Regions from separate parts of the Homo sapiens genome. Here region 1 is linked to region 2. Evidence: read pairs that join two places in POLR2A ChIA-PET (ENCODE). Cell type or tissue: OCI-LY7. All regions are shown on one strand. Each heading gives the region's core, and the rest is flanking DNA. Links, peaks and the distances in the headings are about the cores only. Region 1 overlaps UBAP2 (ubiquitin associated protein 2). Region 2 has its middle 6.8 kb from the start of UBAP1.

Region 1 (4,396 bases), core at 190-4,189, 170 kb after region 2:
GAATGGATCTCTGGCAGTGTTTTAGTAGTAATAAAAATTTGCAGAGTAAGAAAGATATAGGCCGGGCACTGTGGTTTATGCCTGTAATCCTAGCGCTTTGGGAGGCTGAGCAGAGGAATTGCTTAAGCTCGGGGGGTTCAATATTAATCTGGGCAACATGGCGGAACCTTGTTTGTACTAAAAACAAAACATTAACCAGGTGTCGTGTTGTGCGCCTGTATTCCCAGCTATTGGGGGAAATTATGGGGGGTGGAGTGCGTGAGGTGGGAGGATTGCTTGAGCCTGGGAGGCAGCTGTAGTGAGCACTGATTGTGCCATTGCACTCCAGCCTAGCCGACACAATGAAACCCTAGCTTAAAAAAAAGATGTTAAGGCTGGGCGGGTGGCTCACACCTGTAATCCCAGCACTTTGGGAGGCCGAGGTGGGCGGATCATGAGGTCAGGAGTTCGAGACCAGCCTGACCAACATTGTGAAACCCGTTCTCTACTAAAAATACAAAAATTAGCCAGGCGTGGTGGCATGCACCTGTAATCCTAGCTATTCAGGAGGCTGAGGCAAGAGAATCGCTTGAACCTGGGAGATGGAGGTTGCAGTGAGCCGATATCGCGCCATGCACTCCAGCCTGGGCGACAGAGCGAGACTCTGTCTCAAAAAAAAAAAAAAAAAAAGCACCTATGCAGTGGATTGTCATGTAGCATTAAACGTGATATAGATATTCATAATAAATTGTGTCTGTGAGTGATTCCACATGGTAGTATGTTAAGTATTCTGTTTTTGATAAAAGAGGAAAATAGCCAAGTGTGGTGGCTCATGCCTATAATTCCAGCTCTTTGGGAGGCAGAAGTAGGAGGATTGCTTGAGTTCAGGAGTTTGAGACCAGCATGGGCAACACAGTGAGACCTTGTCTTTATGAAAATAACAACAACAAATTAGCCAGGCATGGTGGCTGCCATGGTTGCTACTCAGGAGGCTGAGGTCAGAGGAGTGCTTGAGCCTGGGAGGTCGAGGCCATGGTGAGCTGTGATTGTGCCACTGCATTCCAACACAGAGTGAAACCCTGTTTTTTTGTTTTTTTTTTTTAATGAAAAAATATAAATACCAAATACATAAATAGTTTTGGTGTTAGATGGTCACTTTATGGATTTTTCAATTTTTCTTGTGTTTGACTTGTAAAGCTTATAATTTAAGAAACTGTAATGATGGGAAGGGATGAGCATCAGTGGTGCTTGGATTGGAACAAGGCTACCTGAATCTGCTGGTATGGTACATTTTTTAGGTTTGAAACACAGGGAGCAGAAAATAATAGTGTTAGGGAAAACAGGCAAACTCTTCATACAGGCTTCTTGCAACAGGGACACTAACAGTCTACTTTCATTTTGTGAAAATTGATTATATGAATTGGAGTTATCTTGTCATACCCAACTAAATTTAGAGTCAGTGGACCAAGGGTTACGGTAAAAAAGTGCTTGGGGCACAAACCGCTTGCCCAGGGATTATATTGCAGGCCAGCTGCCACAATGACATGCTGTAACCTTAAATCCAGTTTTACCTACTAGCTGTTGAGATGAACTCTTGTGACTCTAAGTCTAGTTTTACCAACCGTGTTCACTCACCAATCAGAGCTTACCAGCTCCCAAAAGCTTTAGTAGTTCCAGTGAGTTTTCTTTCAAAACAATAGGTCACATTTCTTTTTCTAATAAAACTCCCAACCTTCTTTGTGTTCTTTGGACACACTAGGAGGCTACCCTAGTATGTGTATGTATGTATGTCCTGGATTGCAATCCTACTTATATATTCTTTCTAAATAAAACCTTTTTTACTTAGAGATTTGTTTCTCTCTATATTTTTGACTTTAACAGTTCATAACAAGTTGTCATTACTCCAAACCCAAATGTATAATGTGGAAATGCCATCTTTTAAAAACCCATCTCTCCCTTTGCTTTTCCCTTTTACTTCATCTAGTTGTCATGACAGTGGTGCTCTTGGCTGTGGCACTGGGACTTATTGGTTGGTTATGATTCAGGAAAATGATTGTCTGATTTAGGGATAGTGAGAGTATATGTAAGGTCCTTACATTTACAGGGAACAATTGAGGTAAGATTTTCAGTAAGGGTAGACACTGAATTTCTGTACCAATGTCTTTTTGGGTATAATGTAGCAGTATTGCAGCAGTTAAACTGAGGTCTCAGCAGGCATAGGTTGGGATGAACAGGCCAAAGCACCTGGAGTTTGTATAATCACCCACCCACATGGCCTGGAAAGGCCTTTTGAAAAGTGCTTTAAAATGCAAAAAATGTCAACAACTCCCACTTATCCCACTTCAGTCAAGATTATTTGAAATGAGTGTATATAAAAAACTCAGAATAAAAGCTGTTTATTAGTTCCTTATGGCTTTTCTTCCTCTAAGATCTTTTTGTAAACTGTTAAGCTTTTTAAATATTTGTGTTGGGAGTTAGTATAGACTTGGTTAGCGAGGCAACTTAAACTATTTTGGAGTAATTTTAGATTTAATAGACCGTTGTACAGAGATGATACAGATTGTTCCTGTATATTCCTCACCTAATTTCCCTGTTGTAATAATTACGGTACCTTCGTTAAAACTAAGAAACCAGACTGGCACATTACAAAGTCACGCCACAGAAGAATAACTTTCTTTAGAACTTTTCTGATTTTTTGTTGGTAAAAACATCAGAAAACGAAACTTCAGTCAGTAATGTGATTGAAAAAATATTTTGAGTGACAAAAGTAAATAGTTTTTCTGCAAATAGCCAGATGTGGTGGTGCGCACCTGTAGTCCAAGCTACATGGGAGGCTGAGGCGGCAGGATCTCTTGAACTCAGGAGTTGGAGGCTGCAGTGAGCTATGATGGCATCACTACACCGCAGTCTGAGGGGACAGAATGAGACCCTACCTTTAAAAAATTAAATAAATACGGCTGGGTGCAGTGACAGGCGCCTGTAATCCCAGCAACTCAGGAGGCTGAGGCAGAAGAATTGCTTGAACCTGGGCGGCAGAGGTTGCAGTGAGCCAAGATCGTGCCAGTGCACTCCAGCCTGGGCGACAGAGTGAGACTCCATCTCAAAATAAATAAATAAATACTCCAGCCTGGGCGACAGAGTGTGACTCCATCTCAAAATAACATACATACATACATACATACATACATACATACATACATACATACATACATACGTAGTAATCCCAGCTACTCTGGAGGCTGAGGCAGGAGCATTGGTTAAGCCTGGGAGGCGGAGGTTGCACAGTCAAGATCACGGCACTGCACTCCAGCTAGGGTAACAGCATGAGGCTCCATCTCAAAAAAAGAAAAAATCGTGAAGAGGGTAATTTTTGCCAGATGCAGTGGCTCAGGCCTGTAATCCCAGCACTTTGGGAGGCTGAGGTGGGAGGATCACTTGAGCCCAGGAGTTCAAGACCAGCCTGGGCAACATAGTGAAACCCTGTCTCTTAGAAAAACAAAATTATTGTGTATAAAAAAGATAATGTAACTTTAAAAATATTTTTAATTTAGCTAAATACAGCTTTTTTTCTTCAGAACTGACCAGCATACCTTTTTAGACCTGACAACAGAGCTTTTTTGACACAAAGTTCTAAGCCTGTGTCTGGGCAGTTGTTTGCATTACCTTTTATTTTTTCTTTTATTATTTTTTGCCTACCAACTACCTCTAAAGATTTCATTACTTTTTAAGCCTTTTTTTTTTTTAATCTTTTTAAAAATTAAATAGAGACAGGGTCTCTCTATGTTGCCCAGGCTAATTTCGAACTCCTGGGCTCAAGCAGTGCTTCTACCTTGGCTTCCCAAAGGCATGAGCCACCATGCCCCGCCAAGATTTTATTATTTTTTGTTCTTCTGCTTTCTCTTGAGCTGATTTCCCCCACTCTACCAAGGGAAAGAAGATTCAAGTAAGTCATTGGCCAGTTAAGATGAACAATAGCTTTAGGTCGTTTGGTCAAAGGAATGGGTCCTTTATGTTACTTAATTTGATGCTTATTTTTCCTATGGGAACAGGTTATATATGGTTGAGAGGCCTAAATTCACTGTCTTTTATTTGTTGTTACTTAGTATTTCTAGTGCTTGAGAGCCTTATCTGTTTGACCCAGATTTTGGAATCTAACTTATGCTTTTGGTGTTCAAATCCTTAACAATTGTATGTACTTTCCAGGCAACAGCTGAACAGATGCGTCTCGCTCAAGTGATCTTTGATAAGAATGATTCAGATTTTGAAGCTAAAGTTAAGCAGGTATGTTTCTGGCAAAGGATATCATCATTTTTATAATCTATTTTGATTGTGCTTAAAAAGATAATTTCAGTAAAGATTTTTGTTTTAAAGTATTACTTCTAGCTTCTAGTCTCACCTGAAATCTGTATATTGGATT
Region 2 (4,396 bases), core at 150-4,149:
CATGTTGTTCAGGCTGGTCTCAAACTCCCGACCTCATGATCCTCCCCACCTCGGCCTCCTAAAGTGCTGGGATTACAGGCGTGAGCCACCGCACCGGGCTGATAATGTTTAAAAATGAAACAAGGCTCTAATTTTTACCTAACAAATTGGCAAAAGCTGAAAAGATCAAGTATATCCAATGCTGGGTCTGATGCAGTGGCTCATGCCTATAATCTCAGCACTTTGGGAGGCTGAGGCGGGAGTGAGGCCAGGAGTTTGAGTCCATCCTGGGCAACAGGCCTTGTTCTGTCACCCAGGCTGGAGTGCAGTGGTGCAATCATAGATCACTGCAGCTTCGAACTTCTGGACTTAAGGGATCGTCCCGCCTCAGCCTCCCGGATAGCTGGGACTGGCAGGTACATGCCACCATACCTGGCTAATTTTTATTTTATTTTATTTTATTTAAGTTTTGTTTGTTTGTGTTGTTTTCTTTTGAAATGTAGTCTCGCTCTGTCATCCAGGCTGGAGTGCAGTGACACAATCTCGGCTCACTGCAACCTCTGCCTCCCGGGTTCAAATGATTCCCCTGCCTCAGGCTTCCAAGTAGCTGGGATTACAGGCATGTGCCACCATGCACCGCTTTTTTTTTATATTTTTGGTAGAGATGGGATTTCTCCATGTTGGCTAGGCTGGTCTTGAACTCCTGGCCTCAAGTGATCCACCTCCCACCCCTCCTGAAGTGCTGAGATTATAGGTATGAGCCAGCGCACCCAGCTTGTGGTTTTTTTTTTTTTTTTTGAGACAGGGTTTCAGTCTTCTGTCACCCAGGCTGGAGTGCAGTGGCGTGATCTCAGCTCACTGCAACCTCTGCCTCCCAGGCTCAAGAGATCCTCCCACCTCCATCTCCAGAGTAGCTGGGACCACAAGCACATACCACCATGCCTGACCAATTTTGTGTATTTTTGGTAGAGACAGGGTTTCACCATGTTGCCCAGGCTGGTCTCAAACTCCTGAGCTCAAGCAATCTGCCAGCCTCGGCTTACCAAAGTGCTAAGACTATGGGCATGAGCCATGGCACCCAGCCATTTTTTTTTCTTTTTTGTAGAGTCAGGATCTCGCTATATTGACCAGGCTGGTCTCAAACTCTTGGCCCCAAGTGATCCTGCTGCCGTGGCCTCCCAAAGTGCTGGAATTCCATGCACGAGCTACCATGCTCAGCCCCCCATCTTAATTGATTAAAAAAAATTATTTAATAAAAAAGTATATCCAGCCGGGCATGGTGGCTCACACCTGTAATCCCAGCACTTTGGGAGGCCAAGGCGGGTGGACCACCTGAGGTTGGGAGTTCGAGATCAGCCTGGCCAACATGGCAAAATCCTGTGTCTACTAAAAATACAAAAATTAGCCGGCGTAGTGGTGTGCACCTGTAATCCCAGCATTTGGGAGGCTGAGGCAGGAGAATCGCTTGAACCCAGGAGGCAGAGGTTGCAGTGAGCCAAGATAGCACCACTGCACTCCAGCCTGGGCGACAGAGCAAGACTTTGTCTCAAAAAAATAAATAAATAAAGTGTATCCAATGGTGCATAGATGGATAAACTTTTTTTTTTTTTTTTTTAAAGAAACAGTCTCTCTATGGTGCACAGGCTGGTCTCAAGCTCCTGGTCTCAAGCAATCCTCCCACCTTGACCTCCCAAAGTGCTGGGATTAGGCATGAGCCACCGTGTCTAGCAAAATAAGCATTCTCATACACTGCTGACAACAGTATAAATTGGTAGAATCTTTTCGTGGAGCAATTTGGCAGTAACTATCGCAGTTACAGCAGTATATTGTGGAGTAAAAAGCAAGTTGCAGAATAATGCATATGGTATTTATTTTTGCAAAAAAAAAATGTGTAGAGATAATCTATATATGTGTGTATGTATATATATGTGTATATATGTGTGTATATATATGTGTGTGTGTATATGTGTATATATATGTGTGTGTATATATAAGCATGGATGAAAAACTGAAAGGACACACACTAAATTATTATTTGTGGCTGTGGAGGAAATAGGATTTGGCTGGAGTGGGGCGGGCAGCAGAACTTGGGACTAAAGAAGGAGGGGCGGCCAGGCGCAGTGGCTCACGCCTGTAATTCCAGCACTTTGGGAGGCTGACTTTGGGAGGCCGACTTTGGGAGGCCAAGGTGGGCAGATCACTTGAGGTCAGGAGTTCGAGACCAGCTTGGCCAAAACCCGTCTCTACCAAAAATACAAAAAAAAAAAAAATTAGCCAGGCCTGGTGGCGCGCACCTCTAATCCCAGCTACTCAGGAGGCTGAGACAGGAGAAAAGCTTGAACCCGGGAGATGAAAGTTGCAGTAAGCTGAGATCATGCTGCTGCACTCCAGCCTGGGCGACAGAGCGACACTCTGTCTCAAAAAAAAAAAAAAAAAAAAAAAGGAGAAGAAGAAGGGGAAGTGGAAACCACACAGAAGCGATGCAGCCACTGCTGGGAAATGCCCCATAGCCGGAAGAGGAAGAACTGCCCTGGCTTCTTCTTCCTCTCACCTCCAGTCTTCTTCCAGTGCCTCCCATTGGCTGAATATAGCTAGTATGTGGTTGTCAAAGAAGCTGGGAAATGTAGTTTTCAGAAGAAGAACAGAGAATGAGTCCGAGAACAAAGATGCAATGACCAGCCTCTAAAAAGTGATTTGCTAGGCTAGGTGCAGTGGCTCACGCCTGTAATCCCAGCACTTTGGGAGGCTGAGGTGGGAGGATCACGAGGTCAGGAGATCGAGACCATCCTGGCTAACACAGTGAAACCCCGTCTCTACTAAAAATACAAAAAATTAGCCAGGAGCGGTGGTGGGTGCCTGTAGTCCCAGCTACTTGGGAGGCTGAGGCAGGAGAATGGTGCCAACCCGGGAGGCAGAGCTTGCAGTGAGCCAAGATCATGCCACTTCATCCCAACCTGGGCGACAGCGAGACTCTGTCTCAAAAAAAAATAAAAAAATAAAAATAATTTGGTAGTTCAAAGACTTAATGAAAGGGGCCAGGTGTGGTGGCTCACACCTGTAATCCTAGCACTTTGGGAGGCCAAGATAGGTGGATCACCTGAGGTCAGGAGTTTGAGACCAGCCTGGCCAACATGGTGAAACCCCATCTCTACTAAAAATACAAAAAAATTAGCTGGGCGTGGTGGTGCATGCCTGTAGTCCCAGCTACTTGGGAGACTGAGGCAGGAGAATTGCTTGAACCCAAGAGACAGAGGTTGCAGTGGGCTGAGATCATGCCACTACACTCCAGCCTGGGCAACAGAGCGAGACTCAAAAAAAAAAAAAAAGAATAAGAGAGATGGAGAACCAGATACGAAAAGCAGGAGAAAATTTAGAGAAAAAAAAAAAAAAACACAGCAGGAAGCATAGCAAAAAGTTATCTTGTAAAATAGTAAAAGATAATTTTATTAAGCTTTTTAAAATGGGGTTAGTAGACTGTTGTGGCAGTGGGCCAGAAGACCTCTGTGCATAGTAATTCATTCAGCTAATTAATGTACTTAGGTCTACTATACACCAAGCTCTGTGCTGCAGTGGGAGCAAAGGTTAAACAAGACCAGGCTTCAGCCATCAAAACTCTCAGGAGGAAGACAAACTTGTAAGACACACAATTACAATAGAGTTAAATCATATCAGTGAGCTCAGGGACAAGGCCTGCCACTAGGCTAAACTGTACCTTTGTGCATGATAGGAAAAGGCACCCTCCCTAAGAGGTTGCAGTGCCAGGATATACAGCTTGGCAAGCTGAGTGCAGCTGGATTTCAGTCCTCCCTGGTCCCTGAGCCAGGCACTTTTGTACAGAGTATAAAGGACACATCCATACTTGGCTTTCTTGCTTGAGGAGGAAGAGACTGGCACCTATGGAAGGAGGGTAGAATCATCCTTTGAGGATGTGCATCTGTGCAGCAGGAAGCCCTAGGACACCAGTTTCCTAGCCCAGAACATCATGGGAAACTTCAGTGGCTTCAGTTGCTTCTGGAGCTGCTGTGACAAGGAGTTGGCAAAGGAAACTCCCAGAAATTTGGAAAGGCTCCTTTGGAAGGAAAAATTGACAGATGGTGTTTATAGTTTTGCTTTGGTTCTCCTATCGGAGTGAATCCCAGATGTTTTCTTCCATTTCCAAGATAGTGTTAGATTGAAAAGGCTCCTTTGCCCAAAAATAATGAAATGTCAGTATACACAGTTAAGTGTGGGCACATGGACAAGTGAATCCTGTGCCAGGTCAGCAAAGTGTGATTTGCTGCTGTGTGAATCCAAGGTTTGGAGTTACCATTCTAGATTTCTCTTTTTATTTGTATTTATTTTTTGAGATAGGGTCGTGTTCTGTCACCCAGGCTGGAGTGCAGTGGCATGATCACAGCTCACTGCAGCCTTAACCTCC

What was found. Peaks named below come from ENCODE experiments on the same cell type or tissue, not always from the same donor. Only the 100,000 strongest peaks of a DNase experiment are listed, where the experiment ranks them.
Region 1: POLR2A ChIA-PET joins it to region 2 with 5 read pairs; 2 of 35 experiments call an interaction of 5 or more read pairs at or near these places.

The regions. Positions count from the first base shown.
Region 1 is chr9:33,998,651-34,003,046 of GRCh38, reverse strand. It overlaps UBAP2 (ubiquitin associated protein 2), which reads left to right. Exons shown (of 29, transcript NM_001370062.2): 3 at 4,183-4,260. Among named protein-coding and RNA genes, the nearest start is that of SNORD121A, 48 kb to the right of the region's middle. In OCI-LY7, for the core only: no CTCF peak of the experiment used is centred there; no DNase peak of the experiment used is centred there.
Region 2 is chr9:34,170,044-34,174,439 of GRCh38, reverse strand. No RefSeq gene overlaps it. Among named protein-coding and RNA genes, the nearest start is that of UBAP1, 6.8 kb to the left of the region's middle. In OCI-LY7, for the core only: no CTCF peak of the experiment used is centred there; a DNase peak (open chromatin) is centred at 2,479.